Regions from separate parts of the Homo sapiens genome. Here region 2 is linked to region 1. Evidence: read pairs that join two places in POLR2A ChIA-PET (ENCODE). Cell type or tissue: Panc1. All regions are shown on one strand. Each heading gives the region's core, and the rest is flanking DNA. Links, peaks and the distances in the headings are about the cores only.

Evidence for each region. Peaks named below come from ENCODE experiments on the same cell type or tissue, not always from the same donor. Only the 100,000 strongest peaks of a DNase experiment are listed, where the experiment ranks them.
Region 2: POLR2A ChIA-PET joins it to region 1 with 15 read pairs; 1 of 35 experiments calls an interaction of 5 or more read pairs at or near these places.

Annotation. Positions count from the first base shown.
Region 1 is chr7:83,670,700-83,686,968 of GRCh38, reverse strand. No RefSeq gene overlaps it. Among named protein-coding and RNA genes, the nearest start is that of SEMA3E, 30 kb to the right of the region's middle. RefSeq lists enhancers at 308-815, 1,499-1,998. In Panc1, for the core only: no CTCF peak of the experiment used is centred there; a DNase peak (open chromatin) is centred at 9,618.
Region 2 is chr7:84,111,202-84,127,470 of GRCh38, reverse strand. The region is part of intron 3 of SEMA3A (semaphorin 3A); the gene reads left to right. Among named protein-coding and RNA genes, the nearest start is that of SEMA3A, 75 kb to the left of the region's middle. In Panc1, for the core only: no CTCF peak of the experiment used is centred there; no DNase peak of the experiment used is centred there; H3K27ac peaks cover 2,091 bases.

The DNA of each region.
Region 1 (16,269 bases), core at 4,953-12,952:
GCTCTTTACTTCTACCCCAGCCAGGTCCCAGAGTAACAGACCTGCTTGGTGTATGTCTCTGCTAATCACTGTATGAGAAATTTGGGGCCTGATTTTAGCACTTATTCCTTTCTCTCTTGCCCCAATGTGAGTGACAAATACACCAATACTTTCAAAATATATTCTTGCAAATGCATTTAATCTCAATAATATTAAAAGATATATTTACAGAAAAATCACTTAATGGAAGTTCAACAAAGTATTACACTAAAATTATGACTGAACATGATTTTTGTGTATTTTATAAAATTTGTATATGTTATTTAACTTAAAAACAGCTGTCACATTAAAACACACACTCACAATTCTGATTTCACAATTCTACTTCTTGGAATTTATCTTATGGAAATACTCAGAGAAATTCATAACCACGGGTATGTAAGTGTACTTACTGAAGCATAAATAATAGCAGAAATAAGCAACTTAAATGTTCATTAATAATGTTATTGAACATAATCTATTGATATTTATTGATAGTCTTCATCAGTATTACTATGATTTTTTAAATAAAAGATGGCTTATACACAAAATATACATGCAGAAAAACATGCAACCTTTATTAACAAAATAAATATAATCATAGAAAATACATGTGATACTTTTTTTTTTTTGAGACTGAGTCTCACCCTGTCGCGCAGGCTGGAGTGCAATGGCGCAATCTTGGCTCACTGCAATCTCCGCCTCCTGGGTTCAAATGATTCTCCTGCCCCAGCCTCCCGAGTAGCTGGGATTACAGGCGCCCACCACCATGCCCAGCTAATTTTGTGTGTGTGTGTGTGTGTGTGTGTGTGTGTGTGTAGTAGAGACGGGGTTTCACCATATTGGCCAGGCTGGTCTCAGACTCCTGACCTCATGATCCGCCCACCTTGGCCTCCCAAAGTGCTGGGGTTACAGGCATGAGCCACCACGCCCTGCCAATACATTTTAAGACAAAAAGTGAATAATGAAATAGCACGAATAGTATAATCCCAATTTAATAAAATGTGTATGTATTACAAGAAGTTTATACTTACAGACACAAAAATGTTCACTTTAGATTTGTTAGGATATTGGGTTTATAGGTTTTCTTAATTTTTTTAAAAAAATCTCTGATTCTTTTTTGTACCAAGCGTGAATGATTTTATACTTAGAAAAATAAAAAACTAAAATAATACAAAAACAATTAGTGAATCATATACTGCTTATAACTTTAAAATAGACCAATAGTTATAATTTAAAACTTCAGGACTTGAGATAATAGGATTTTGAACACGTAGTCCAACTTCTTTATTTTTCAGAGAGCCCAGAGAGGTAAAATTATCTCCTGAGGTTATGCAACTCATTATTATTATGTATCCAATACATACCAACCTTCTTATTCTAAAATGCTTGAAGTCAGCTTTCTTCAATCCACATAATTAGGTAGACGTTACACATGATTACGTTATTTATAGCCATAAAGATTACACTACAATTTTGTGCAACACCATTTTCTGAGTACAAGATCTGGCCCATGCTGAATCTATAAATAGACTTTTAAGATAATGTACTTGTTTACCTCCACTGTTATTCTTCAATTTGTTGTTTGGTTTTAATTTTTAAATATCTGTTGAAATAAAACCAAGATAATTGTGGTAAGTTCTAATTGTGCAGCGTCCCTCACTTTGACTTATGGGGAAACCCTGGGCCCTCTACCTATGAGTCTTAAATACCTTCAGCTTGCTAAGGCCTTAGAGATGGTAAAGAGCTCCCTGCTGTTTCAAAGCCCTAGGTAAAGTGGAGAATCCACATTCCATCCATTCCTCCCTGGGAGGAAGGGAGTTCATCAGGCATTCAGTACAGATCACAGCTGCTGAAACCACCAAGGTGATTCCCACAGCCCTAGACATTAGATTCCCACAGCCTTAGACCTTTATGAGTTCTGAAGCTCTGCCCGAGGGTTCCTCCACAGGAGCACACCTCAGGCACCTGCTCCCTTCATCTTCTGGGAAACAGACGGAAGCCCAGGGCACTTTGTTAGATTTCTCACAGTTGCCTACACTGACAAGTTTGCCCCACCCCATTTCTTATTATTTCAGTTGTGTCAAAAGTTCAGAAATTTGAAATTGAGGAAATAGCCATGGAATTAGAATCATAGCAAAAAGTATGATTTCCTGTAACTCTTCAAGAAGTCCTTGGGATTTTATAAAGATAACCACTAACTTACACAATGGTGGCAACCAGAGAGAATTTTAAATAACTTGGCAGCTAATATCAATTTGTTTCTTAAGAAAACATACAATCAGGTAATTATTTCCACCAAATTTATTTAAAATTCACAGATGAGCACATTATAACTTTCTAATGGCTATGACAAAAATATAAAACTTTTTGACAAAATATGATTCTTAAGTTCAATGACTCATATTATTGCAGTATTAAACAATTTATATGAACAGAATAGGGTTTGGTTACATAAATATGTGTGGTGATAGTAGATAACTAACCGTCCTCAATGATGACCCCAAAGTGTTTGTAAAAGCATAAAGCAGTGAGATAATTATCTAGTCTTTAAATCTCCAGACATTTTCACCAAATATCAAAAAAAAAAAAAAAAAAAAATCAGAAAATCAGGCCAACCGCCTTGTTTTATATGTTTCTTCTTTTTCTTTAAAAGTGTATATGTTTGCATAGTGTTTGTTAGTTAATGAAAATGATGAAGAGGAGCTGCATGTACTTGAGGGCCATTTTTTAAAGAGGGAATTAATGTCATTTAATGTAGAGTTCTTGCTAAGTAACAAGTCTAAATGCTTAAATATCTTCTGGATCTCTCTCAGTCTCCACTGCCAGTTTAAGGATACCAGAAAGCTGAATTTTGAGCCTCAAGTTGTCCCCATGGGGGCCATAAAAACAAATAAGCTTTGAAAATTTTTGATTTCTAGGTTTAGGTGTTCATAATGCTTGTTAGTGTGTGCAAATAATCACATCCTCAGATTATAAAATAAAATTTTAAATTATTGAGTGACATAGTGATAATTGCACAGATTTGGCTATTTCTAAGACAATAAAAATTATAGAACCTACCACAATCACTACCTTTAAATAATTATAAGGAGAAAAAAACCCAAGATGTACAAATAAAAATAAATAGTAGAAATAATTCTGAAATATCTTTATATGTTGTACATTAGCTAACAATCATATATATATATATAATCATTGGATTGTTAGCTAATGTGTGTGTGTGTGTGTGTGTGTGTATATATATATATATATATATATATATATATATATATATATATGCCAACATTCTTCTCTCCTGGTGATGCGAATTACAGATCATGTTTCTCCATATAATTTCAAATGGAAATTATTTCTGAGAATATCATAGGTTAGTACCAACTGATAAAAATTTGTCACATAGATTTACAACATAAAATTATTTTGCCTCTTAAATTTTAAAGCTTTGGTTGTAAAACTGCTGAGAATGGTGATAGAAATTATGAACCTCCCTCCCAACACAGAGATCAAAGACAGCCACCTACAGAACACGTTCAAGGCGACGGTCATTTGGAAAAATAAGGAATTCATGAAATCCTAAGCCTTTTACTCCCTCTTCAAGCAACTATAATCTGGCTTCTATGTCTACTGAGAGTGACTGCATCATTAAGCAAACCAACAACTCCCAACCCCCACTGCCATATCCAAAGGTTCTTGTGTTATTAGAGTTTATATTTAAAGTTAGTTTCTATTTCCTTTTTGAGATTCTCTCTCTACTCCCTTGGATCTTTTATGCCCTATCATTGGTTAATAGTTTATTTCTCCTGGGCTCTTCTGTCTGAAACTTAAATGTTACTGTTCTCCTGAGAACATGTTGGAGCTGGTTACTGCCCATAAACACCTTTCAGTCTGTATCTTCCTAAAGTATTATACATTCTATTTTTTACCTTACGTCTCCACTATGTGTCTTCCTGGAGCCTTGTTTAGAATTTAGTGCATCATCCTGCACTTGCAGTTGTGTTTTCTCTTAATTTTGATAACAACAAGAACTCTGCCATCCAAGCAGACCAGGAGATGAGGCCTCCTTTTTGCTCACTACTTACCACTAAATAGACTAACACTTGCTGATTTTACCTCTTGCATGTTTATACATATGTTCTCCTCTCCCAGACACTGTAGCCACTCCTCCTAAAATCATGAATTCTTTTTCTTGGATCTCTGCAGCAACCTCCTATTACCAAATTTTCTCTTTTCAAACATAGCCTCCTCAAAGCTGCCAAAGTGATTTATGTTAAACATAAGCTCAAACATTTGAAGTCTGTGCTTCAAATCATCAAAAGATGTCTCATTACATAAGGGATAAAGTTAATGCTTTTGGCAGATCATCCAAGGCCTCCGTAATCTTACCCTTTCCTAGATCTCTAGCTTCATCTTTGCTCTCTTCCTCTTCCACTCTAAACTCCTCCCTGCCTTCCTTCCTCATCCCATTCTCTCAGTCCGGATCCTTTGCCCTTTCCTCCAGCCTTTCATCTTTTGGAAATTTTCTATTTGTCTTTCATGTTTGATACAGCTCTTATTTCTTCTTGTAAGCCTTTTCTGACCCACTTCCCACCTACAAACCCCAACATACATACACTTCGTTTCCCAGCAGGAACTGATAACCTTGACAATTAATAAAATCTAATACTACCTGTCATTTTATATAAATTTAATGTCTTCACTTTGACTTTGAATTCATGTCTTAACCCACTAAAACCTGATACTCACTATCCCACTCCATTGAAGTTAGTAGAAACAGAACAGTCTTTAGTCTTTTTACAGATAGACAATCTGAGTCATTTGACCATATTGGCTTCTTCACAGCATACTTGTATCACATGTAAACACCAGCTTAGCCTTTGGTTCATTATACAATCTTCAGCGAGTTATTTGACATATCTGTCTTGGATTCCTTATCTATAAAATGGGTTAAGAATATAATCTACATAAAATTTGTATAATGTGTTAATACATAGAAACTGTTTAGAGCAGTTCTTGCCCCATCATAATTATTATTATTAAGAGTTGATACAAGTAGTAGATATGAGTGTAGAAATGTTGATGGCTATTATGAAACCTTGGTTGTTGGTCTTCTTAGTTTAAAATAATTTAAACAAGAGACATAGCAAAGAAGATGCAGCATACAGCAATTTATTGCAAAGGAAAATAATATTTTGAAAGTTAGGTGCAGAATATACAGTACACACTGAGAGAGAGTATTCAGGGTAGGCTGCTCATAAGGATGAGACAGGAGAGACTGGCACGAGGGAGACTCCCTTTATGTGAGTTTTACGTAATTATTCATAAGGAGGTAGAAAGAAGTGTTACTAGTAAGCATGGTCTGGGTAGTCCACATGTGCAGTTGCTGTACATGCTTATTCATACATCACATGTCTCATTAGCACTTTAAATCTCCATCCAGGGTGTGTTTTTTACTGTTATAATGAGCATAGTTCAGTCAGAGGACAGGTAAAATCAAAATGCACATGCTCTCTACAGGGGAAATTCCCTACTGGAGTTAGCTTTGCTTGAATGAGCTGGACTACAGTGCAAACGCTGGAGCCTACTGTATGGTCACCACAGTGGCCACATCTTGAGAACATGGTTATTTCCTTGACTACCCATTCGACCTCATAAGTATACAAGATTATTCAAAAGGAATAAAATAAGTCTTATCCTGAAGAACTGACCTTAGCAGGGATCTAATAGGTCTTTTCCAAAAATAGTTATAAAACTTTTCTTTAAATCAGGATGTAAATGAATGACAATATAATAATAATTTTCAAAGTTAATAAAATAATACAGATAAACAGTATTGAATGTTTTTAGTATCCAATTTAGGCATAAGAAAATTCTTTCATTTAAAATATGTCCTTCCTTGCCCACCTTAATTAAATCCATTTTGGTTTTGTAGATAATAATAATGTTGAAATAACATTTTTATACATAATAATAAGTTTTCTTGGCCTTTACTCCACCTTCATTATTCATAAAATTAAACATGTATGTTCCTTTCCCCTCCAAAAATATATTCTTTCCATTACAAAAATAATCACTTACATTGTTACAGAAATACATATGGCTGAAAGTCTCTTTATACCTTTATCATTAAAGGTATTATGTAATTTGTTTGCTTTTCTAAAAAAATTTTTTTAAACCAAGATCATAATCATTTAATAAAAAATATATCTGCTGTATTTTAATCAAAAGAATTGCTACTAATGTTGATGAGGTTAACTGTTAAAGTAGAAACAATGACGGGCTCCGTGGCTCATGCCTGTAATCCCAGCACTTTAAGATGGTGAGGCAGGAGGATTGCTTGAGCCCAGGTGTTCAAGAGCAGCTTGGGCAATATAGTGAGACCTCTGTCTCCACAAAAAGGGAAACAGCCAAGCAAGGTGGCATGTGTCTGTAGTCCCAGCTACTCAAGAGGCTGAGGTGGGAGGATTGCTTGAGCCCGGGAGGTTGAGCTATAATCATGCCACCACACTCCAGCCTTCCAGCCTGTGCAACAGAGTGAGATCCTTGTCTCAAAAAGGAAAAAAAAAAAAGGTAGAAATGTTGTCTTTCTTTTCTTCTTCCAAATGAGTATCTCAACTCATTGACACCACATTGTCCTTGTATTATCTCACTTGGGAACTGCCTCCCTTAGGTCATTCCTTTTTTTTTTTTTTTTTTTTTTTGAGACAGGGTCCCAGGCTGGAGTGCAACGGCACAGGCTTGGCTCACTGTAACCTCTGCCTCTCAAGCTCAAGTCATCGTCACACCTCAGCCTCCCAAATAGCTGAGACTACAGGTGTGCACCACTACACCTGGCTCATTTTTGTGTTTTTTATAGAGATGGGGTTTTGCCCCATTGCCTAGGCTGGTCTTCAACTCTTGGGCTCAAGCAATCCAGCAATCCACCTGCCTCGGCCTCCCAAAGTGCTAGGATTACAAACATGAGCCACTGCACCCAGCCCATTTCTTTTTCTTGAGATCTTTTTCTTCCCATATGCTCCAACAAAGCTTACTTGATCAATGCTTAATTTCTCCATGACTTTTCTGCTTTATTAATAGATAATGACAATAGAAAATAAATTGGGGGTATCTTAAACCTCAAAAGTAATGTGTAGGTTTTGAACTAGGGATCTTTGGACACACAACAGAAATGGATTTAGTCGTTTATATTTCAGTGCTCGGGGAGGTCATATTTTGGAAAGGTGAGCTATCTGGTATCTCAAATTAAACATACGGAGATAAGAATCCAACCCCCTTCCTATGAGATTGGTTATATATATACAGTATTTGTATGGTCTGAATTATACATATAAAGTATTTGTATGGTCTGAATATGAACTATTCACATTTGTTTATTTTAAAAATATACTTTAGGAAAATATAATTTTATCATAATCTACTTTGTAAGAATTAAGTGATGTTGGTAAAATGATTTCATAAAAGATTGCCAATCATTAGATTAATATGAAAATTTTAAATTCTGAATGTGTGTTCTATTTTTGAAAATAACACAAATTAATAATTAACCTTTAATCTCTATATTAATACATTTTATTTCATTTTGAAATCTTTTTATAATACGGTAACTCATGGCCCAAAGATGTGCTTTGACTGCTAACATGGGACAATCTATTTTATTCTGGGAATTCTCAAATATATCCCAAATAGGCAAATCCTATCTTATAAAGTATTCAAATATTAAGTGGTGAAGACTTTAATTTTTAGATAATTAGAAAATCATTCAGCCCTTAAATTAATAATTTTTTTAAAAAAGTTATCTAAAGCTAATATTGAAATAGACTATAGGAGAGTCCCAGAAGCTAGCCTCTCTTAAGAGCTCTGCTAGGACATGTTCTAATAAGTTTTTTGACTTCAGGAATCTAGAGTTGGTGTTGATTAAATTCCTCACCCCTCCAGTACTGACTCCAGCAACCCTGCAGCCTCACACAGACCTACAGCCCTTGATCCTACCACCTCTACACTCCCCTCCCAGTCCACCTTGATCATTCTTCTGCAGCCCAGTGACAGTCTATGGTCAATCTTTATGATCATTTTTCTGGATACTCTCTCTACTCTCTTGTCTCTCTTTCTTCACTATATATGCTTAGCAAAATACCTAAACCTACTACACCTACTGCTTTCTGCATCTCAGCTAATAAATCTCCATTCTTCCAAATGTTCAGGCCTGACCCAGCTATTTACTTTACATACAATTGATTAGCAAATTCTATCAGTTCCACCTATAAAATACGTACATCAATCATTTTCCATCAGTTTCAATACTCTCTTTGGTCCAAGCAAACATTATTTTTTTTCTGAATTGTAACAGTTTCCTAACAGGTATACCAGATTGATCGTTCTTCTCTCCTTATGTTCCCAGTCTGTTTTCAATACAAAAGCCAGAGTATCCCTTTAAAAACATAAATCAGATTATGTCTCAACTCTATTTGAAAGACAATTGCTTTTATTCTCGTCTGACAAGAAGCCTCCACTTCTTTGCCTTATTCTCTCTCAGGTCTCATCTTTTCCTAGCCTCTCCTACTTGTCAATTCACTACAACCCATCTGTCTTCTTGCTCTTCTTGGGTCATTCTAGCAATGCTCCCAGGTGCTTCACAGCCTTTAAACTTGTCCCTTTGGCCTGGAATGCTATTTTCCCTGGAGGCTAGGTTGGTTGAGGATGGAGAAGGGCTTGTTTCTTCACCTCCTACAGTTCTTGGTTTAATTATCACCTTCTCGCAAAGATCATTACTAATCATAGGATTTAAATGTTATCATCTCAATGACCCCACTTGCTTTTCTTGAGTTTTTTCTTTATCACATTTACACAATACAATTTATTCTACTCATTTGTATTATTTACTTTCCTCATGAGATGTAAGTCCATTATGTCATTTGTCAGTTTTATTTATTGTTGAATTCTCTGTAACTAGCACAGTGCTTGAACACAGTTTTTGCTCAACACAAGTTTGTTGAATATATTCAGGAAAAAACATACAACTGGTTTTTAGTCATCATAAATGGTAAGAACTTGGGCTTTGGAGTCAAAGATCTTGTGTTCATTTTTTGGCTCCACCAATTATGAGCTGTGTGAGCATGGAGATAATAACCATGTCCATCTCACAGAGCAGTTGTGATATATTAATGAAGAACAAGCCCAAAGGGTATGTTTTGGAGTTCCTGGCCAGAGTAAACACTGGTCACTGTTTTTATGAAAGTATTTTTGAGTGGGCGGGGAAATGTGCTGTGTATCCTGTATGCTGTATCTCATTAAGTCTGCTTGCCTATAAGTTAAACATGAAGTGCTGTTGCCTCTGGGGACTCCAAGAATATCCGGACTCCTCCAGACTTTTAGACTAAGTGAAGATACGGGGTAGGTTGATGTTTTCTTTAGGGTTGTGTCATGTCAAGTGTCCACTGGACATATCTTAATTTATTCTGCAATTACTCATACTCACCAGTACTTATTGGAAATGTAAATAAAGGATACTATAAATTATGATGAAAAGGATGGAGAACCATAGGATAAATAAAGAGGAGCTAAAAATAATCACTGAAACCTGAGCCAGTCCAGAGACTGTGGTAGGTCCCAGAGGGGATTCCTGGCTCTAGGGATCCCCTAAGGCCTTCAGGGTTTACACTTTCCATTTGGGTGTGGGCCTGTGACTCAGGCTGAATCATCCCCACTGAACTAGTCCAGCTGTTTCCATTTCCAGAGCTACGAGAACTTCCTTAGTCTGCAGGTTGTTTAAAGTAGTCACTTAAAGCACTTTAAAAATTGTCGAAGTGACTTCTGCCTTAGAAAAGCAAAAAATAAATTCTGCTGTTTTTAGAGGTATGAATCAACCTGGGAGCCCAATCCTAAATTACAAAAAGTGGAAAAAACTTACCCTAACTCTTCATTTAGAAACCACCTTTGCACCTGGACACTTGATTTAACAGCACATTCTAACGTGGAAGAAAAAGAAGAGGAAAAAAAAAATTAAACTCATTAAGAATAGTAACTTTGCAAAAAAAAAAAAAAAAGCCTTTGGTCACAATTTAGGAGTTGAAAAAAAAAGAAATTAAAACTCTTCTCACTCTAACTTAGAGTTCTATAGGATTGTTAGGATCTGCAAATATATTTGAATAGAAATCAAATTATTTAGGAAGAATATATTTTATTACTGTTTGTGGAAGATTTTGCAAGGCAATATGTGGTAGAATATTCAAAGTACTAGAGATGAGTTAGATCAGACTCTGGCTCATTTCCCAGGAAATATAATATTGTATAAAGAAAAGCAGTATAATCAGTTTCTTATGCTACCCATTCAGGTGTCTCACGTTTACCGGAAATTTAAAACAGATCTTCAAAGAGAAATCGACTTAACATGTAAAAGAATAAGACCAGATACCAACAGAAGCTAAATGGTGTTCTTGTGTATAAAAATTTTGAATGCATAAAATTTATAATTTTATAGAATTAGTAAAAATAAATAGAAAGGAATGTTGATAGACATAGAGTTAGAATATGTTCATTAAGTAAAAAAAAAACAAAAAGCCCAATTTTACTTCCATATGGAATATAACCAAATAATCCTGTTGCAATTGAAAGGCTAAAGCAGAATAAGAAATGCTAACACTGTGTTAGGTACAGAGATGTCCTCTGTAGATGATGAACCAGTAAGTAGAAGAAAATTTAGCTGTAAACCAAGCTCAGAATTAAGTGGGCAAAGAGAAGCTAACAAAAATGCCTGAAATTAATGAATAGGTAGGTTGGCCCATATTAATATTCAAATATTCAACTTGAACTTACAGTGATTTTTTTTTCTTGTGCTTTTGAAGTTATTTTTCAAAGATACATAATTTTTAAGTCACAGACATAAATTGTTGCCAGAAAGGTTCAGGTAACAGATCATGAAAACGTAAGCATTATTATGATTATTACTAATTCTGATATTTTGCTTTATAGCATAGATTCTTAATAGGTTTTGTATCACCAGCTCTTGCTGTTTGTAAGGCATTTTTGGTTTCACAATGACTGGGGACACTGTCAATGGTTATGGTTGATAGCCAGGGGTGCTAGCTGTCCTGCAATTCAAATCAATTAAGCCTTAAGGAAAGCATAAGGCATAAGGAAACCTTTTTTTTTTTTTTTTTTTTTTTTTGAGACAGAGTCTCACTCTGTCGCCCAGGCTGGAGCAGTGGCGCGATCTCGGCTCACTGCAAGCTCTGGCTCACTGCAAGCTCTGCCTCCTGGGTTCACGCCATTCTCCTGCCTCAGCCTCCTGAGTAGCTGGGACCACAGCGCCTGCCACTGCACCTGGCTAATTTTTTGTATTTGTAGCAGAGACGGGGTTTCACCATATTAGCCAGGATGGTCTCGATCTCCTGACCTCGTGATCCGCCCGCCTGGGCCTCCCAAAGTGCTGGGATTACAGGCATGAGCCACTGTGCCCAGCCCAGGAAGACTTTCTTACACAGTTTTGAAATATTTCGCATTGAGAGGCAGGGCTAGCTGGATTTCGTAGCCTAGCTAGGAAGGTGACTGCATCCACCTTTAAGCCCCGGGCTCGCAACTTAGCTCTCACCCGACCAATCAGGTAGTAAAGAGAGGTCACTAAAATGCTAATTAGGCAAAAACAGGAGGTAAAGAAATAGTCAATCTTCTATTGCCTGAGAGTACAGCAGGAGGGACAATGATCAGGATATAAACCCAGGCATTTGAGCTGGCAACGGCTACCCTCTTTGGCTCCCCTCCCTTTGTATGGGAGTTCTGTTTTCACTCTATTAAATCTTGCAACTGCACTCTCTTCTGGTCCATGTTTGTTACGGCTAGAGCTGAGCTTTCGCTCACTGTCCACCACTGCTGTTTGCGGCTGTCGCAGATCCCCCGCTGACTTCCATACCTCCGGATCCGGCAGGGTGTCTGCTGTGCTCCTGATCCAGCAAGGCACCCATTGCTGCTCCAGATTGGGCTAAAGGCTTGCCATTGTTCCTGCAGGGCTAAGTGCCCGGGTTCATCCTAATCAAGGTGAACACTAGTCACTGGGTTGCAGGTTCTCTTCCGTGACCCACGGCTTCTAATAGAGCTATAACACTCACCGCATGGCCCAAGATACCATTCCTTGGAATCCGTGAGGCCAAGAACCCCACACAAGGGTTGCCACCATCTTGCAAGGGGCCCTCTGCCATCTTGGAAGCTCTGGGAGCTAGTGTGTCCGGAAGTGGTGGGTTCTTAGTCTCACTGACTTTAAGAATGAAGCCGCGGACCCTCGCGGTGAGTGTTACAGCTCTTAAGGTGGCACGTCTGGAGTTTGTTCCTTCTGATGTTTGGATGTGTTTGGAGTTTCTTCCTTCTGGTGGGTTCGTGGTCTCGCTGGCTCAGGAGTGAAGCTGCAGACCTTCAGGGTGAGTGTTAACAGCTCTTAAGGCGGCACGTCTGGAGTTGTTCGTTCCTCCTGGTGGGCTCGTGGTCTCGCTGGCTTCAGGAGTGAAACTGCAGACTTTGGCGGTGAGTGTTACAGCTCATAAAAGCAGTGTGGACCCAAAGAGTGAGCAGCAGCAAGATTTATTGCAAAGAGAAAAAGAACAAAGCTACCTTTCACAGTATGGAAGGGGACCCCAGCGGCTTGCCACTGCTGGCTCAGACAGCCTGCTTTTATCCTCTTATCTGGCCCCACCCACGTCCTGCTGATTGGTAGAGCCAAGTGGTCTGTTTTGACAGGGCGCTGATTGGTGCGTTTACAATCCCTGAACTAGACACAAAGGTTCTCCACGTCCCCATCAGATTAGTTAGATATAGAGTATAGACACAAAGGTTCTCCAAGGCCCCACCAGAGCAGCTAGATAAAGAGTATGGATTGGTACACTCATAAACTTTGAGCTAAACACAGGGTTGGTGTTTTTACAAAACTTGATTGGTGTGTTTACAAACCTTGACCTAGATACAGAGTGCGGATTGGTGTATTTACAATCCCTGAGCTAGACATAAAGGTTCTCCCAGGCCCCACCAGACCAGCTAGATACAGTGTGGATTGGTGCACTCACAAACCCTGAGCCAGACACAGGGTGCTGACTGGTGTGTTTACAAAACTTGAGCTAGATACAGAATGCCGATTGGTGTATTTACAATCCCTGAGCTAGACATAAAGATTCTCCAAGTCCACACCAGACTCAGGAGCCCAGCTGGCTTCACCCAGTGGATCCCGCACTGGGGCTGCAGGTGGAGCTGCCTGCCAGTCCCACGCCATGCGCTCGCACTCCTCAGCCCTTGGGTGGTCAATGGGACTGGGCGCCGTGGAGCAGGGGGCGGCGCTCCTCGGGGAGGCTGCACAGGAACCCACGGAGGTGGGGGAAGGCTCAGGCATGGCGGGCTGCAGTCCCCAGGCCTGCCCCGAGGGAAGGCAGCTAAGGCCCGGCGAGAAATCTAGCACAGCGCCGGTGGGCTGGTACTGCTGGGGCACCCAGTACACCGTCCGCAGCCGCTGGCCCGGGTGCTAAGTCCCTCATTGCCCGGGGCCGGCAGGGCCAGCCGGCCGCTCCGAGTGCGGGGCCCGCCAAGCCCACGCCCACCTGGAACTCCAGCTGGCCCGCAAGCCCCACACACAGCCCTTGTTCCCGCTCGCGCCTCTCCCTCCACACCTCCCTGCAAGCTGAGGGAGTGGGCTCCGGCCTTGGCCAGCCCAGAAAGGGGCTCCCACAGTGCAGCGGTGGGCTGAAGGGCTCCTGAAGTGCCGCCAAAGTGGGAGCCCACGCAGAGGAGGCGCCGAGAGCGAGCGAGGGCTGTGAGGACTGCCAGCACGCTGTCACCTCTCACTAGGACACCCCTTAACAGCTTGACATTCATATAGTTAAAATGATTGCAGGGTGCGGTGGCTGATGCCTGTAATCCCAGCACTTTGGGAGGCTGAGGCAGACGGATCACCAGGTCAGGATATCAAGACCATCCTGGCTAACACGGTGAAACCCCGCCTCTACTAAAAATACAAAAAATTAGCCGGGTGCGGTGGCGGTCGCCTGTAGTCCCAGCTACTCAGGAGGCTGAGGCAGGAGAATGGCGTGAACCCGGGAGGCGGAGCTTGCAGTGAGCCGAGATCGCACCACTGCACTCCAGCCTGGGTGACAGAGCAAGACTCTGTCTCAGAAAAACAAACAAACAAAAACAAAAAAACCACTCATGATTATTTGAACCTAGAATTTCATTCTATTTTACATATAAACCAAAAATTACTTTTGTATGTTTTTCAAATTTGCCAGATTTTTCAGGAATGCGCTCTAATGTAAACGTAAATGTACATTTATTTATGTTGATTTGTTTTTATGATCTCCAAATACTATAGGAATTCTACTGGCTCTCTAGCTTAAGGTCTAAACTGAAATTAGCTTACTGGTCTTTTTCCTAATCTTGTTCCTTGGTGCAACCTTCTGTGACTAGAGACAAAGAATCCTGACCCAAGTAAAATAATAGTTCTCCTAAGGCCTAGAGAAGAGCTACTGTCAGCTAACCACTACAGATCTCCTTTCCCTGGTTTCCCTGAATCTTACAGGGACAAAGGGACCTCCCATGGAGAAGTAATCACAAACTCATTTTTACCTTACCAGCCTTAGGAAAAAGGAAGCAATTTAGAAAGGGAGAAGAATCCAAACAGAGTTCCTCCCTGGAAAAACTCTTCTAACACAATAGCCTACTTTGTCCCTCTGTTAATGGTGAGAAAGAGTGGCCTAGAGCTATTGCTACAGCGTATAGCCAACACTTATAATAAATTACCAGAGCTACTCATTTTCGGGTGGTAGTTGGTTTGTTTTTGTAGACTAGTTTGAGATAATTTTGTCAAAAAAGGAAAAGAACTAAATAATTATAACCTAATAATTTTTATAGATTTTATATGCACATTTATTATTAGTATGTAAGGAATGAACATTTAAATATCTTTGTAGGCACATAACTTTTTATTATTATTATTACATAAAAAAGGAGAACTTACACTCCAGCCTGGTGACAGAGTGAAACCCTGCCTCTAGAAAAAAAGAAAAGAAAAAAGAAAAAAAAATTCAGTCTCAGTATCCTGGCATATGTCATTATATTGAATATTTTATATATTCTATGACATTTATAAATTTTCCAGTAGACATTTACTGGAGATCAATGCTCTGTAACCATTTCTTTTACCATATATTTTTCCTATCTTTACTTAAACCACTTACCCAGATCCATTATTACTGATTTTCAGTAAAAGAGGGATGTGAAGTCACACATACATGTGCACACACACACGTGCACACACACACATACACACACGCACTAGAAAACATCCTGGGAATGATGGTTTCAAATAACTCTTACATTTTGCATATTACATCAAAATGGCTATCCAGAGCTTTACTACCTGGAGTGTGGTTCGTGGAAGAGCAATAATTGACATCACCTGGAGCTTGTTTGAAATGCAGAGTTACAGGCCGCAGAATCAGTATCTGCATTTTTATGAATTTCCTCTTATGATTTGTATACGTACACAGTTTAAGGAACAACGATCATGAAAAGGGTCAGCAAACTTTCTGAAAACGACCCAATAGTAAATATATTAAGCTTTATAAGCCATTCACTTTATAAGCCATTAACTACTTAACCCTGAAGGGGTAGTGCAAAAGCAGTTGGAGATAATATGAAAACAACTCTATGGTTGTGTTTCAATAATACTTTACTTATGAACACTGAAATTTTATTTTCACATGTCACCAAAAAGTATTCAAACTATTTTTCCTTGAATACTTTTTCATTACTTAAAATGTAAGAATTCTCCTAGGTCACTGTGGGCTACCAGATTTAGCTTGTTTGCTGCAGTTTAATGGCCTCTGATCCAAAGCAGTTTAACCTTCCATAAGGTGATATTCTATGCAGAGTTAATAAAATATCTGAGAAGCCAAAAGTAGAATTTCAAATAAAAGGAATCTAGTTTCAAACTCCTGGAAACCATGTTAAAGACAAAATGACAACAAAATAAGACAATCATGAAAAGAAAATAAATTCTCATTATTATCTATGCATATGTAACATATATATGTAATATATGTGGGTATGTATATAAAATATATATGTATATATTTATATATATAAATATATGTATGTAATATGTGCTTATTATAGAATATATTAAAAAATGAAAATATTTAAGCTATGTAAATTATTTCCTCCTGAGACACACTGTTAAACTCTCAGTCTATTTCCTATATTTTTGTAAGTATACACAACCAT
Region 2 (16,269 bases), core at 5,125-13,124, 440 kb before region 1:
AGAGATTGAGCTTAATAACAGGGTATGCTGAATACAAGGATAAGTGGAAATTTATAGCTAAGAAGCAAAGTGGGAGTCAGTGGGTGGAAAATTGCCAAGAGGAAACATCGGAGTAATGGGAATTGTGGATAAATTGATTAGGCAGGATTATTACTGAAGGCAGCCAGGGTGATAAGATATTGACAGTGAGGCAGGGCAGTGGGGCAGGAATTTGATCACACATATCAATGGTGGGAGAATTTCTGTAAACTGACTCAACAGGATTCTTGTGAAAACTGGACCAAGCGGAGATGAACATGGAAATCGGAAAGTCAGGGCCTTCTTGTGAAGAGAGTTCAGGAGAGTCTGACTAGAGTTAGGTAAGGAGAGAATCTGTCAACTGAAAGTCCCTTTACACCTTCATAGTAGAGCAAATGTTTTTCTGGTTATGTAACAGTGGATCAAAAAAAAAAAAGTGTGTTCTTCTATCAAATTTTATACTATCCCTAAATGATGCATAATTTGAAACTTCTGGAAAGGAGTAAATAGAAAGCACAATGAAGTAAGAACCCAGAGAGGTTGAGAATTTTGTGCTGATACCCCTACTGACTCATGAATGTACTGAGCAAGTATGCTAACTTTCTTTGGGCTTTAGCTTCTCATCTATTAAGTGAGACAACACATATATCACTGTGAGAAACAACTCTAATAGTTTTTGTGAAAATTATTTGAAAAGTAGAAAAATCTTCAATAATACAAGGCTAAAAGTATAATTGAACAAACAAAAATCTATTAACGTCAAAAAGCTACATTTTACCATTAACAAATTACATTAAAATATTCAGTGAGATAATACCTGAGGATGAATAGAAATGGCTAATTTACCTATTTATAGCTTTTAACACACAGATGATAAGTAATAGATTTGAACAAATATATTACCTTTTCTGGCTCATCAACAGTGTAAGTATGATGATAATCAACTCATCCGGGCGCGGTAGCCCATGCCTGTAATCCCAACACTTTGGGAGGCTGGAGAGGATGGATCACTTGAGGTCAGAAGTTCGAGGCCAGCCTGGCCAACATGGTGAAGCCCCATCTTTACTAAAAATACAAAAATTAGCCAGGCGTGGTGGCACATGCCCGTGGTCTCAGTTACTGGGGAGGTTGAAGCAGGAGAATCGCTTGAACCCGGGAGGTGCAGGTTTCAGTGAGCCATGATCATGCCACTGAACTCCAGCCTGGGTGACAGAGTGAGACTCTGTTTCAAAAAAAAGTAAAATAAAATAAATAACTCACACAATTCCTGTAAGGCTCAAAGGAACCCATGCAAAATATTACGTAACTGAGATATTAATAACTAACAATATAAATATAATGTTAGTCATTATTGCTATTATTAGTATATGTAATAGAGTAGTATGGACAATTTCTAAGTGAAAACATTGTTAATGAAATTAATTCAACACTCCTTAATGGTTATGACCACTGCAGTGTTTCATTGTTCTGAATTTGATTTGGTCTGAAAATTTAAGGTAATAACCATGCTTATCTAGTTATCTTACAAATTATCTGCATATTCTAATACAAACTGAAGCTTTATTTGATTTCACGACTGAATCAACCCAGTCAAGCATATTTGATTTCATAATTGGATCAACTCATTCAATGGCTGAGATAGCAGATTTAATTTGTGTTTGTGATTTCTAAAATTATTCACCTCAAGGCATTTCCCACATCTTTTATGGGAACTTTCTCCTCTCTCTCCCTCTCTATCTTTGCCTCTCTCTCCCTGTTATTAATACAAAAAACTAAGGGATTCTTGCGGTTAGCCCAGATGTAGTTAGTTCAGCAGCCTCAATAAACTAATGATCCACAAGGCCCTGTGGAGGATAATTTAATCACTTAATCATGACTTTAGAGATTCACCTGCATCAGCCACCTTAGTAGCTGGGATTACAGGTGTCCACCATCACATCCGGCTAATTTGTGTATTTTTAGTAGAGACAGGGTTTTGCCATGTTGGCCAGGCTGGTCAAGAATACTTTCAAAGAAGAAAGGCAACTTCATTGCATTTTCCACACTTACTAAAAATGTTTATGAATTTTATGGAACTTAATTAAAAGGATCTAAGACATGGAGTTTGCTGAATCTGATAGAGTGACACCAGATCATTTCACAGCACCTTGTAATAAAGATTCTGAAAAAATATAAATCATTATGATAGAAGTGCATAGAGAGACACACATTTTTAAAAGTGCAATGGTGTGATAACATTGCCTTAATAATGTTTTCAAAAATCAGTTAATTAATTAATTGTAACATTATAAAATATTTGTGCTTTGGTATTTCTTCATATTCTGCATTAAATCAATTCAAGATTTTGAATTTTCTCCATTATGATTTATATAGTGAAAGGAAAACAGAAGTTTTTATATATTTTATTTCAAGGAAAAATATATTTTTCTTCCAGCTCTACTCAATGTTAAAATGTATTTCATACTATTTTGCTGATAACCCTTATAGATCCTTTAATATTGCTTTTCATACATTTTTTATGCAAGATATATTTTATTCATTTATAATTTTATTAAAATTTATTTTAATTTTCAGTTAACCTCATTTAAGTAATGCCTCAGTTTACATATTTTGTGCACTTCAAGATGATTCATGGCATTCATTGGTTATTTTTGGATTTTAATTTACAGATGCAATTTTTGCATTTCTTTCTTAATATATGATTTTAGAAATAGCTATTGGATGGATCCCTGGGATTTGTAACATCCCTTCCTTAATAAACATAAGAAAATAAATAGCATTATTATTTTTAACAATGATTTAAATAAACAATAAGAAATAAATATTAAGAAGAAAGAGGCTTTTTCTTTCATTTGACACCTGATTTGCAAAGTGACACAACGGACAGTTTGATGGAAATTCTGCACTGTATCTTGGGTAAATAATAGTCAGCTGTGACTTACAGACAATAATTCCTTTCAAAGGGCTCGGGTAATACTGAAAACCACAAGAATGGATGTGAGTGGCTGTGGCAGCCATCAGGGCTCCAAGACAGAATTGTAACCAAAATAGGAACTGACCTGAACATTTATAGTAAAGTAAACAAACAACCTCCTTACTTGTTATCCCTGATTTCCGGAGCCTGCACTTACCATTTCCTACTGATTTCCTCGAAAAGTCCACTGGAAATGAAGTGCCTTTAAACAAGTCACACTGGGTAAAATGCTATCTCTGCAGCATCAGATTCAGATAGAAGGCTACAATAGGAAAAGAGGGGTCAAGACACTGGCTAATCTTATGCACTTTTAGAGTGGGCCATTCTTATGCCTAGTTAAGGAAAAGCTCATTCCTATGGCTATGACAACACAGTAAACCAGAAACCAGGACATGCCACTGGATTGAACCTACATAGTTTCTGTGTCACTGAGTATGGTATCATACAGAAAAGTGAAACGTCTCCGCATTCTCTCATGCAGCTGGGATAATATAACTCATCATTACTCTCTGCCGAGTTTTGCACCAAACACATATATTAAATCAGCAGCTGTAATTCAAGCAACTATTCCACAAAGAATGGACTTTGTTGTTAAAGAGGAAACCTGTAGCCTCAGGCACATAGTTATACTCTCTTGCTCTCTCTCTCTCTCATATATATATATCAGGTTATCAGATAAATATATATATATAAGGTTATCAGATAATATATATTAAACAATAAGAAATAAATTGTATATTTTAAATATATATATTTTATCTGATATATATAAAATATATGTTTATCTGATAACACTTATTGTTCTTTTAATATTGCTTTTCTATATATTTATATATTTTTTCTATATAGAGTGTGTGTGTGTGCCTGCGCATGCATGTACATGCATGTGCTGGTGATGACATTTCTGATATTCATCTACATTTAATTTTCTCTTGTAGAACTGAATGTACAGGATATAAAACAAATCATCATATTAATATGTCTTTTTTGGTATTGTAGATTCTAAACCTTCAAATTGCTGTGGCATTTTTAGCATTAGAGTAGTGAAATGCTTATGAATTTTTCCATTGCTGTTACTTGAGAGCTGTTATTTGAAAAATATATATATAATGCAGTATATAATACTGTTGGACAGAGACCCTGGATAGGGAAATAAATACAGTCGAGATACCTGTATTCTGGCTGCTGTTATTCACCGTTACTCCCATTTTCGGTATTTTTCTAGTGCTTAAAATTCAGTTGGTTATACACAGTAACATTTCTATTGATGGATTAACTTCATTGACCCTGTTTTGCAAATGAAAGCTGAATACATTCTAAGCTGGTAAAAGAATCTGTTTTGAATCAATAGCTCTCTGAATCTTCTTTGTTTATCCTACTAAACCATCTCTCTTTGCACTAAATTTCAGTAAAACCAAATGGCAACCGTATGACTGTTAGAAATATTTTGAACATCATTGGAAATCAAAATTTCAACCATCTGAGAGGAACAAAAAAGCAGACTCTCATAACATTCTGATTCTTGGATACATTTCAAAGTGTTGTATCATGCACCTGAACTTTGAGACTTTTTAAAATTCTTGAGGGATTTATTTTTATATATTTGTCCTTAGTTGTTACTCCTCTTAATGATATGATATATTATAATGTCTATCATGTTTACTGTGGCTCAAATTGCAGGACCTCAATAGCACTAATTTTTGCCAAGTGAATGCAATGAGAATTTAAAGCTGCACATGCATCTAAAGTTACAGTGCATTCCAAAATGCCTATGTCAACCCTTAAATTTCATTACTTTTTCAAAGGTCAAATTTGACATGAACTTTCAATTTTTTAAATTTTATTTTAGACATATTGAGACATAATAAAACTGTATTAAGTGGATAATTAGAATTACCTTCTAATTTGGGAGCCTATCAAATAATAAAATTACATTACATTTCAAAATCCTCATGTATAATTGTTGGAATATAGTTTTTCATGGGTCTTCACATTTCTCACATCTTATGAGCAGACGCCCTGACTAGCTTTTTGCATGCTTTTTTAAAAAAAGATCTCTATGACTTTTTAATGATTGCCATTCTAACTGGTGTGAGATGGTATCTCATGTGGTTTTGATTTGCATTTCTCTGATGGCCAGTGATGATGAGCATTTTTTCATGTTTCTGTTGGCTACATAAACGTCTTCTTTTGAGAAGTGTCTGTTCATATCCTTCGCCCACTTTTTGATGGGGTTGTTTGACTTTTTTCTTGTAAATTTGTTTTAGTTCTTTGTAGATTCTGGATATTAGCCCTTTGTCAGATGGGTAGGTGTGGAGAAATAGGAACAGTTTTACACTGTTGGTGGGACTGTAAACTAGTTCAACCATTGTGGAAGTCAGTGTGGCGATTCCTCAAGGATCTAGAACTAGAAATACCATTTGACCCAGCCATCTCATTACTGGGTATATACCCAAAGGATTATAAATCATGCTGCTATAAAGACACATGCAAATGTATGTTTATTGAGGCACTATTCACAATATCAAAGACTTGGAACCGGCCGGGCGCGGTGGCTCACGCCTGTAATCCCAGCACTTTGGGAGGCCGAGGCGGGCGGATCACGAGGTCAAGAGATCGAGACCATCCCGGCTAAAACGGTGAAACCCCGTCTCTACTAAAAATACAAAAAAATTAGCCGGGCGTAGTGGCGGGCGCCTGTAGTCCCAGCTACTTGGGAGGCTGAGGCAGGAGAATGGCGTGAACCCGGGAGGCGGAGCTTGCAGTGAGCCGAGATCCCGCCACTGCACTCCAGCCTGGGCGACAGAGCGAGACTCCGTCTCAAAAAAAAAAAAAAAAAAGACTTGGAACCAACCCAAATATCCATCAATGATAGACTGGATTAAGAAAATGTGGCACATATACACCGTGGAATACTATGCAGCCAAAAAAAGGATGAGTTCATGTCCTTTGTAGGGACATGGATGAAGCTGGAAACCATCATTCTGAGCAAACTATCGCAAGGACAGAAAACCAAACACTGCATGTTCTCACTCATAGGTGGGAATTGAACAATGAGAACACTTGGACACAGGGTGGGGAAACATCACACACTGGGGCCTGTCGTGGGGTGGGGGGAGTGGGGAGGGATAACATTAGGAGATATACCTAATTGTAAATGACCAGTTAATGGTGCAGCACAGCAACATGGCACATGTATACATATGTAACAAACCTGCACGTTGTGCACATATACCCTCGAACTTAAAGTATCATAAAAAATTGTTTTATTAAGTTTAAAGTAAGAAAAAGCTGTTTATACAGTTACGATAGTGTTTTTCTCTGAAGTAGAAGGCTGGTTTGCAAATGGTCTTGGGAAACAGAGTGTCTCCCTCTGGAGCAAAGGGCAGATATGCGCACTGTCCGGTGCAATAAACATAACATCTCCATCAATATCTAAAGGTCAGCATGCTATACCTATTATAAAATATTTAGGTTTTTTCATCCAGAGTTCCTCTCCTATAATGCAACTAACCACATGTATAGGTATTACCTGACCCTCTTCCCAATGCCCAGTGGAAATAGCACAAGAAATTCTAATACTCTAGCTAGCACTATTTTTGTGAGTAATAAAGTCCTTTACCTCTGAACCCTGAGTCACAATCTTTTGTTAGTATTCATGAAAGCCTGGTAGGCTAACTTGCTATCTTTACAAATAGGGTAAAACCCCAGACCCTTTATAATTTTTGAAAATATCGATTACAATTTTATGTGGACACTCTGCATAATCTTACAAATGAAAGAATATGGTCAGTTTATCCATTTTAAATATGATTTTCATCAAGAATTTTGATGGCACTTCAGTTGTACAGATAACTGATTTTTGATGAATGCCAGTAAATGCCTTATCTTATGAGCATAGATTTTCATATGTATGTACCTGTGTATGTCTGTATCTGTTTGTGGGTAAATATCTGGTACACTGAACTGAATAATTACAGTTTAACTGTAGCCTTCAGAAGCAGTGTAATAATATCCAACACTTATGGAGAGCTTGCTTTATACCTGGTATTGATCTAAATGCATTTTGTATGTTAACTCGTTTAAGTGACTCATATTTGGTTACAAGTCCATATTTCTTTTCAAGTAATTAAACAAGCAAATTTTGCATATAAGGTAAAAGATACATGGCAAATAAAACTTTGTCATTAAGTTTATTTCAGAAATTAGGTAGTATTCATATTTTGAATTAATACATTTTACTAATACAGCCAAATAGGTTGGTATTAATTATGTTTGAATTGCCATGAACCAAGTCTCATACAGATAAACTTACATTTTTGGAAATCTTTTAGGGTCAGGATTAAAATTTAAATGCATTTTAATTTTTTTTTTTTTTGGTAAAGTAAGGCTAGCATTTGAAATACAGACATTTTATAAACATCTTTCAGAAGATTTGGAGATTTTGATTTGTGTTCCTTTTTTACTGAAAATTTCAATTGCATCCTTAAGTGGCTGAAATGAAGATAAAATATTTGGCATTGGTTAACAAATTATTATTTAGATTTGACTGGACACCATAATTCATCCATGCATCAGTGTACATACTTTTAGAGTACAGTAAGTATTTTATACTCTGGAAGGTTTATTATCATGATTTGACCAGTTCCTTCAGGAAAAAAGATTTTGGCCAATATCTTCTTACCTCATATTTAGCAAGTTGATCCAAGTCCCACTGACACGTAGTTTGTAATACTTGTGTTTAGTATTCTTCTATATGTGTCTGATAATCTTCATAAGTGGATTTCTACTCATTTCTGAGAGTACACTGTCCATCATATTTTGTATTTAACATGGACTCTGATAATATTTTACTCAGACGTGTTATGTCTCAAGACAAATATGCCATCACCAACTTTTGACTATTTTCCTTTTACTTGACTTAGAAACATAAAAATCATTTGTGCAATAACACTAAAAATCATCAGCTTCTTATGTCCACAGGACATCATGAAACTTTCCCAAAATTCTGCCATTTAATTTTAATATACGTCTACTTACTTTTGGACTTTTTAGTTGGTAGCATGGAAAACAGACTGCAAAATTATGGTAGCTCTGAAAACTTGACACTATTTCTAGAGATGCAGAATCTTGACTTTTGGCTTTAAGAGCAGAAAATTCCTGAAGCTTCTCACTATTCCATTCAAATTAGGTGCAAAATATACTGTACTATCCATGCTATACATGGTGTTAAATGTAACTATTATGTATGCATACATGTGTGCATGTGTTTATTCCATATGTATTCAATGCTAAAAGATAGTTTTTTTAGTATTGTGCTTGAAATGATACCAAAATTAATATAACTTATTGATTATAGAATTTAATATGCACTTAAAAAGCAGAAATCATTCATATTTAGAAGTAAATAAAATTATTAACTAATGACCTTTAGTCATTAGTTCTTACAACAAGCATGTGTGTATTTTTAAATAGGCCAAATTTATGTTCCCTTTATATTACATATCACAATGAGCTAGTCTATGGCTGTAAGATATATCTTTTCATCATGGTTTTACCAGAGACCAACTGTGTGATTGATATGGAAAAAGTTTTATTATGGGAATTAGACCTTATACAATCATGAGAGCTGGTGAAGAACTCTATGGAAGGCTACTGCCTGAGACAGGTAGTGGGCGTGAAGTTGTTGTAGGTAACTACAGTTGTTTATGTTTATAGAGGAAAAGCCGAACATGAAGTAGGAAGAGCAAGGAGAACTGAGACCCACAATCACAAACTAAGACCATAGTGTCTTTTACTACCTCTAACTTTCTTTGGGTCGATTTGGGTGACTTAAAGAAGAAACTGATGTCTTTTGTCATGGAGCTATACAAGTATCAGGACTCAGTCTTGTAGAAACTAACAAATGAGATTTGGTGGAAGCCAGAGGACCTGGAGGCCCAGGTACTGCCCCACGCTAACAACGTGGCCAGCAGATCAGAACAACCTGGGGAGTGTAATGGTTGCAGCTTAATTTATACCTCCCAAATCTCATGCAGATTTTGTTGATAGCCAGCCTAAACCAACCTATAGAAAAGGGAATTTGAGGAAATATTTTTCCAGCTTATTTCATTTGGCACAATACAATTCTGCCACAGCTATTGACTAACACACGCTGTATTTGCTGTTGTGTTGAGAAAATGAATCCTGGCATTTTTACTGCTTTGATAACAAGAGTGATTATAATTTATAAGTCTTCACTGCCAGAGGACTAGGCTTTCATAGAAATTCTATTAAACAAAATGCAATTGCCCTTGGTAGCAGAAATGGGCACAGAGTAATACTCAAAACCAATTTTGTTAAATCTATCTCTGTTTAGCACCAAGTATAGGCTTAAACTCTATTAACTACATCCTTATAAAGAATGAACTATTCATAATGGAGCTCTTGTCGTAATTGGTGAAATGGCATAATATGTAGAAGAGTGTGAGAGTTAAGCAGTCATAGAAATATCCAAACAATAGTGAAGTTTAATTATTTTAAGAATTGGATAACCAGTTACCTATCAATTAATAAGCGCTAGTCATCATGTTAAGTAATTTACATGAATATATCATTAATCTCATTTTTAGTTGAGGAGACTCAGGCTCAGAGATTCTAAGTAACTTTCTTATAGTCACACAGCAAATGGAAAATGCCTGAATAATTTTAACCCATGTCTAACTGACTTTAAAGCAGTGGTTCCCCAATCTTTTTGGCACCGGGGACTGGTTTCATGGAAGACAATTTTTTCACAGGCCAAAAAGGGGATGGTTTTGGGGTGAAACTGTTCCACCAAAGATCATCAGATATTAATTAGATTCTCACAAGGAGACCTCAACCTAGATCCCTTGTATGCACAGTTCATAAAAGTGTTCACGCTCCTACGAGAATCTAATGCAGCAGCTGATCAGACAGAAGGCGGAGCTCAGGCGGTAGTGCTGGCCGGCCTGCTGCTCACCTCCTGCTGTGCAGCCTGTTCTTAACAGGACCCTGACTGGTACCAGTCTGCCTGGAGGTTGGGGACCCCTGCTCTAAATTGTAAGACTGAGATACAAGTAACTACCCCAATTTCTGTTTTACCATTATGAAATTGTTCGTTTTGTCCTACATGTTTTTTCTTAAAGTTTTTGAGAATGCCTTTTCAAATGCAAATATCCTTCAATAAGTAACATCTTTACTACATATCACTAAACATAAATAAATTTAAAAATTCCAAATTTCTGAAATTTAAATGTGTGCATAAATTATTTCTACAAGTTGATATATACATATGGTTTGCATACAAATATCCACATATATGTGCATATTTGGGAAGATTACGATATATGGACGATATTTGAAGAAATAGTAAAATTGTGCCAGAAAAAAATGAAATTTGTAAAATTTCCTTTTTAATATCTAATTCTGTACAAAGCAGAAGATCCAAAGTTGGCTGACAGGTGACAAAATTCTGTTACCATGTATGTTCTGATGGTGAAAATATTTTAAGCAATGGTAAATTTAAGTATCTTTTAACCAAGCATCAGGTTGCCTCCAATTACCCACTTTCTTTTTAATGTTTGTATTACTCCATTAGGGCTACCATAATAAAGTGGCACAGACTGGGTGGCCAAAACAGCAGAAATTTATGTTCTAGTTCTGGAGGCCAGAAGTCCAAGTTCAAGGTGTAAGCAGGGTTGAGTTCCTCTGAGCCTCCTCTCTTTGGCTTGCAGATGACTGTCCTCTTGCTGCCTCTTCACATGGTCCTTCCTCTGTGCACTCATGCCCCGATGTCTCCTTATGTATCCAAGTTTCTTCTTATAGAGACACCAGCCAGTTTGGATTAGGGTCTAGACTAAGGGCCTCATTTTAACTTAGTCACCTTCTTAAAGACCCTAATCCCCAAATAGAGTCATATTCCCAGATGGTAGAGATTAGAGCTTCAAGGTATAAATTTTGAGAAAATGGAGTTCAGCTTATAACAGAGTCTCACAACTCTGGTTTGATAATTCATTTACCCTATGGGCATTTGACTTCTTTTCAAACCTTTTTATATTGTAAAAGTTCTTTCTTTCCGAATGTTCTACTTTTTAATCTCCTTTTAAAGCAACTAAACTTGGTCATGAAAAAAAGAAAGAAAAGGAAAAGAGTATACGTGTGAAATATGCCACAGGCACTTGCATTTGAATAAGTGATACATCAGTGTCTATGTCACAAACACTAAACTTGATTAGGGTCTTCAATTATTATAAGATGTATTAAGATAATATTTTATATTATAACTATAAAACAGACTTCAGTACTTTGGACATTAAAGACTCCAACAAAAATTAATTTTTGATATTAGGCAAGATGGGGTAGAAAGGAGGTAGATGTGAATGAAATCAAGCATTCCTCTAAAATATGGGCTCAGTTTTTCTGTCTTTCCCTAAGGCTACATCTCACATGCAATTAAAGATGCAGTTCATCTCTCTTTTATGTGTAATGATTTCTGTTATGGTAAAGGCATGTATGTTAGAATTAAATATGCCAAATAATTTTGTCCACAATAAATTCCTTTACATTGTAACTCTCCTTACTTCATGTAAACCAATGACTTGGTTGCATTAAGGCATGAACACTAAATATTCAGCACCTTGCATAAAATTGGAAACCACAGAATATCATTTTTGAAATCAGGGTGAGGATTGTGAGTACTTCATAATTTTCCTGGTTCGGTAGGAAACATATTTATGTAGATTTCCCAGAATATTTTTAATTGTCTGCATTTATTGCAATATGAGGTGAAGAAAGGTTATGCTAGGTACATATAATGGACCACAATCAAATCATGCAAATGAATGGCACACATCCTGATGAATCAGAGTGATAGTATAATATAAAAGAAAACATAAGCCTAAAAATAGATATCATAAGCTTCTATGGTCCACACAGAATTTCAAAGTGAATTTTTTGAACTCCTTTAAATAAAAGAAAATCACAGCAGTCAGCTTTTGCTAATAGCATGGTCTATAGTGCCTAGTGTATAATCATTTTGAACATGTTTGAAGGTTTCAAGTAATTTGAAAGAAAAATGTTTATAGAGTCTTGAACAATATTTCTAGGACTTCAAAACAAATAGTCAATCTGGAGGGGAAAGAGCAGTCAAATTGGGCACTTAACTGAAATGAGCATTTAAGTAAAATAATTTGGGAGCCTTGTACAGAGAGTCTTCATTTAGTTTAATCATATAATTCAAGCCACTTTAAAAGTTGTTTTTCAGTTATCATAGGTTTAATGGTGATATAGTTCAATTATTATGAATATGCCTACATACCAAAATAACTGGCTATATATAATGGTAACTTTGTTGTGTTAGTTGAGTCAGTATTATTTCAAATCTCTAAAAAATATAAAAGCATTGATGTGGAAAGTTCAGTTCATTTTATTATGGCATATTCTAAATACTGAAGGTAAAAATGCCTCCCAAAATGGACAGAACTGCCTATTCATCACTTAAAAAGATGAGTGTTAAAAAATTCCAAGTCACAAATTCAACATTAGAAGGCTAATATTATAATTATAACATGGTTTATATTTTAGTTTTATTAGATAAGCCTCTTTGGAGAAGAGATTTCTAACCTCCTTTAGTGAATAGTGAAGTATTAAACACAATTATGGATGATCGGATTACAGCTGTAATAGCACAATGTTAAAAGAAAAAAAAAGACTAAACATTATTGCCAGATAAGTGTGGAAAAGCTTAAATAGAGGAAGGGATAAAGTGAGTGACAGGAACAATCTCACGGATTACTGCTTTGGCACGAAGATTCCAGTATTCAGCTAGCTTGCCAGATAAATTGACCAGAGAAAAAGAAAGTCAACAGATTAACTTCAGGAATTAAGCTTATTAATGGGTTTTCAGGCAGAAATGTATCCACCCATCATGATAGGAAAAGGTTTCCTTTGCTTTCCCAGCTGCTAGATTATGCACCAAAATATTTCTACACAAACTATCGATGGGATAGAAGCATTTTTTTTCTTCTTTTTACAGGAATTCTCACTGACCTGAGTCAATGTTATATGCTACCCATTCATTTTGGACTGATTTATAGTTGAGCCAGAACAAGTTGTTTGATTTAATCATGAACTGAATATATTTGAATAGAGATTGTTCACGTTCACAAGTCTTCTCTTCTTTTCTCTTCGCTTACTTAGAGTAAAATTTAACTGCTCCATCCAGAATTTAAGAACATGCAAGGAGGTAATTGGAATTGGAGGTAAATCATATTCTTTTGTAGAAAGTATAATTATCGGAAGTTAGTTAAAAACACCTCAATTCTGTTTAATTTTCATGCATGGAGCAGTTGTTTTGACAGATGGATGGACTTTATTTTTGTAACCGTCCAGGAAAAGTCTGCGTAACACAGTCTAATCAGTGCTTCATATCTGCAATGTTTGTTTTTGAATCACTGTGCTTTTGGCTCCTGTATCTTTTTCTAGGGGTAGACATTTTCTTCTAAATTTATTTCTCCAGGTAATATCTTTATACATAATTCCTCTATCCATTTGATCTGAAAAGACAAGAGGCCCTTAAAAAAATAAGGGTAAGTGGTTTGTCACTAAGGGTGATGAATCATTACTCCTCAGGTGTGGCCTTGGATTTTACTGGTTTATAACTGCCCTTACTTTTATTTCTAGCTAACAATCTATAACACTGTTGCTCTGGGGAACATTTCAGTAAAATAAGAGGTCAATATGGTTGCCTGACTCTTGGGAAGCCAACTGCCAACTTGTTGCTAAACTTGTCTGTGTTCATCAACTTAAATTCCAAAAAGGATCAAGGTTTGAAAAATGAATTCATTTTGAACTGATTCCACTCTCTTTATTACATTGTAAATCCTCCAGTGCTGAGCAAAGCAGTGCAGTAGTTTAAGGCCAAAAAGTACATTACATTCTGAGTTTTAAGAATCGTCATGGTTCAAGAAAAGGTCAGAAACACTCTTCTTCTGTCTCCCTAGAGCAGAAATGTGTGAAGTGTGTTTCCTTTTTCTGCCACACTTCCTTCTTTTTTAGAGGAATGTCCAAGCTGCTTCCAAATAAAATGAATATCCTGTTTTGGAACACTCGAAAACCTTGGCAGCAACAAGCTAGAGAATGAAGGCAAATGAATGACAGGATTGATACTCTTTTATGTAGGTTTTCTGTTAAGAACAAATCCTTACTAACAATGTCTCTGTCAAATTTTTGCTTCTTCTCTGTCCAGTTCTTTTAATGCACTTTCCTCCTCCATTGTTTTCGATGAGTCTCCTCTCAACTATTTTTAACCAAATTTGAAAGTATTTCCTTCCATTCCTTTGTTTCATTTCAAGCATCTTTATATCCTCTAAGCCCAAGAAATTTCTCTCCCTTCTATTTGCATCAACCTTCACTTCCAAAATAATATTGAGCTTGCCCCCAGGGCATGGTAACAGTACAACCTGCTGCCAACTGGGAGAGTTCAGTGGGGAAATGAAGGGAATCATTCCAGGCCTTAGGCCAATAGGGTGAGTCTAGTTGCTTTGTAACACAGACAGATTCCCGTTATCAGCACTCTAGGTAGAACCCTTTGCCAGGTTTCACAGCTTTGGTCCTGTGATTGATTTTGTTCCAACAGCTCTGTAGGGGAATTGTTGTCATATTATAGTGGTTCCTCTTTAGTAGTTAATAGAGAACAAATTAAAATTATGATATTCAGTGGAGCCCAATTTCATAGTTAGCAAGAACCTTGAGAGTTTTTCAGTCATTAATTACAATCTGCTAGTTTCCTTGGAAGGACAGATGTAGTCACTATAAATTGCTAGTCAGTTATTCAATCTATAAGAGATAAAGAGCCCACAAATTCTGGGACATTATGATTCATAACAGTTGCAGAGGTGACATGAACCTTTGTTTTGTTCACAAGTCTTCTTACTGGTAAAATATGTTTTTCCTTTTTTATTAGGGAGAAGTAAGTTCACTGTCATATTTCTAAGGAGGCACTTAGGTGATACTGACAGGACTGAAAAATTGGGGTTTGTGGAAAAAATTGCATGCATATCTTTAAAGGCATGGCATGCAGACTGAAATCTTGTTCTTTTCTAGAATGAAAAAGACATCCATCTGGGTCTGCCACTATTATTTATTAGAATATCTGTTTGCTTACCAATATGTACACAGCCAATTTCTTGGTTTCAGCATATGGTGCTGGAACTGGTTATTTCTAATCTTGAATACTATAATATTGAGCCCACAATCAGAGATGATAATCTTTATATAAAAGCAGAGTATGTGGCCACCTATGTGTTTCAAAGTAAACATTTTCCTGAAAATGGCTTCTTTGCAAATGACTGAATTTTTTTTAAGAATACAGATAAATCCTTTGGGAAAGGCCCATGAATGCCTGGTTTGTAAATGAGTTTATCAGATGTTTCCCTTTCTACAACCTCTTTCCTCTGCCCAAGCCTTCATGCCCTATTCTCTTGGGGAAGGAGGAGAGACTCTTACAGAATGGAGAGCTTGTTGCTAAGAGTAGTGGAAGTTAAGTTATATCTGTTTCATAGTTTTACCCCTAAGAGGTACCCTATTTAAGTGAAACATGGATGAGATCCACATACCTTTTAAGCTAGGAAATTTTTCCTCATAACAACTTGCAAGATCAATTTATTTCAGAGAGTAATTTTATACATTGTAATGCCTTACCAGACAAAAGAAAGACTTAGGATCTGTGTAGCAAAACAGTGGAAGAAATTATGTTTATTTTAGTTACCCCCAAAGTACTCAGCATATGTTAGGAAAGCATGAGAGAGGAGTCATAACTAGAAACTTTCGCATTTTATTTTAAATAGGCCACATTCATTTTTAGGGCAATGTATTTTAGGGTCATCATCAGGTTTCATCCTAGAAAAATAAGTGATAATAGACAGCAATTATTTGAATTTAAATATCAATTAATCTGCTTAAATTTGGTTGCCTGATCCTTCTTTTATGGGGGCAATGGAATTAAGATAAAAATAATCAGCTGCAAGTATAGAATACAGATGTCATTTGGAAATGTACTCAAATAATTTTACCACCTCAGTTGTAAGCTCCAACTGACTACATAAAGCACTCTGAGCTTTCACTTGAAAAGTGGCAAGTCATAGAGAATGACTTTGGGAGTGTGACACACTTAGAAGTGCCAGGAACAACCCAGTCCTGTCATGTGTGCCCACCTTGCTTGTACTGTTGTCCACGCTTGATCCTTAACTGCATCTATAGTTACATATTTGGTTCTTAAT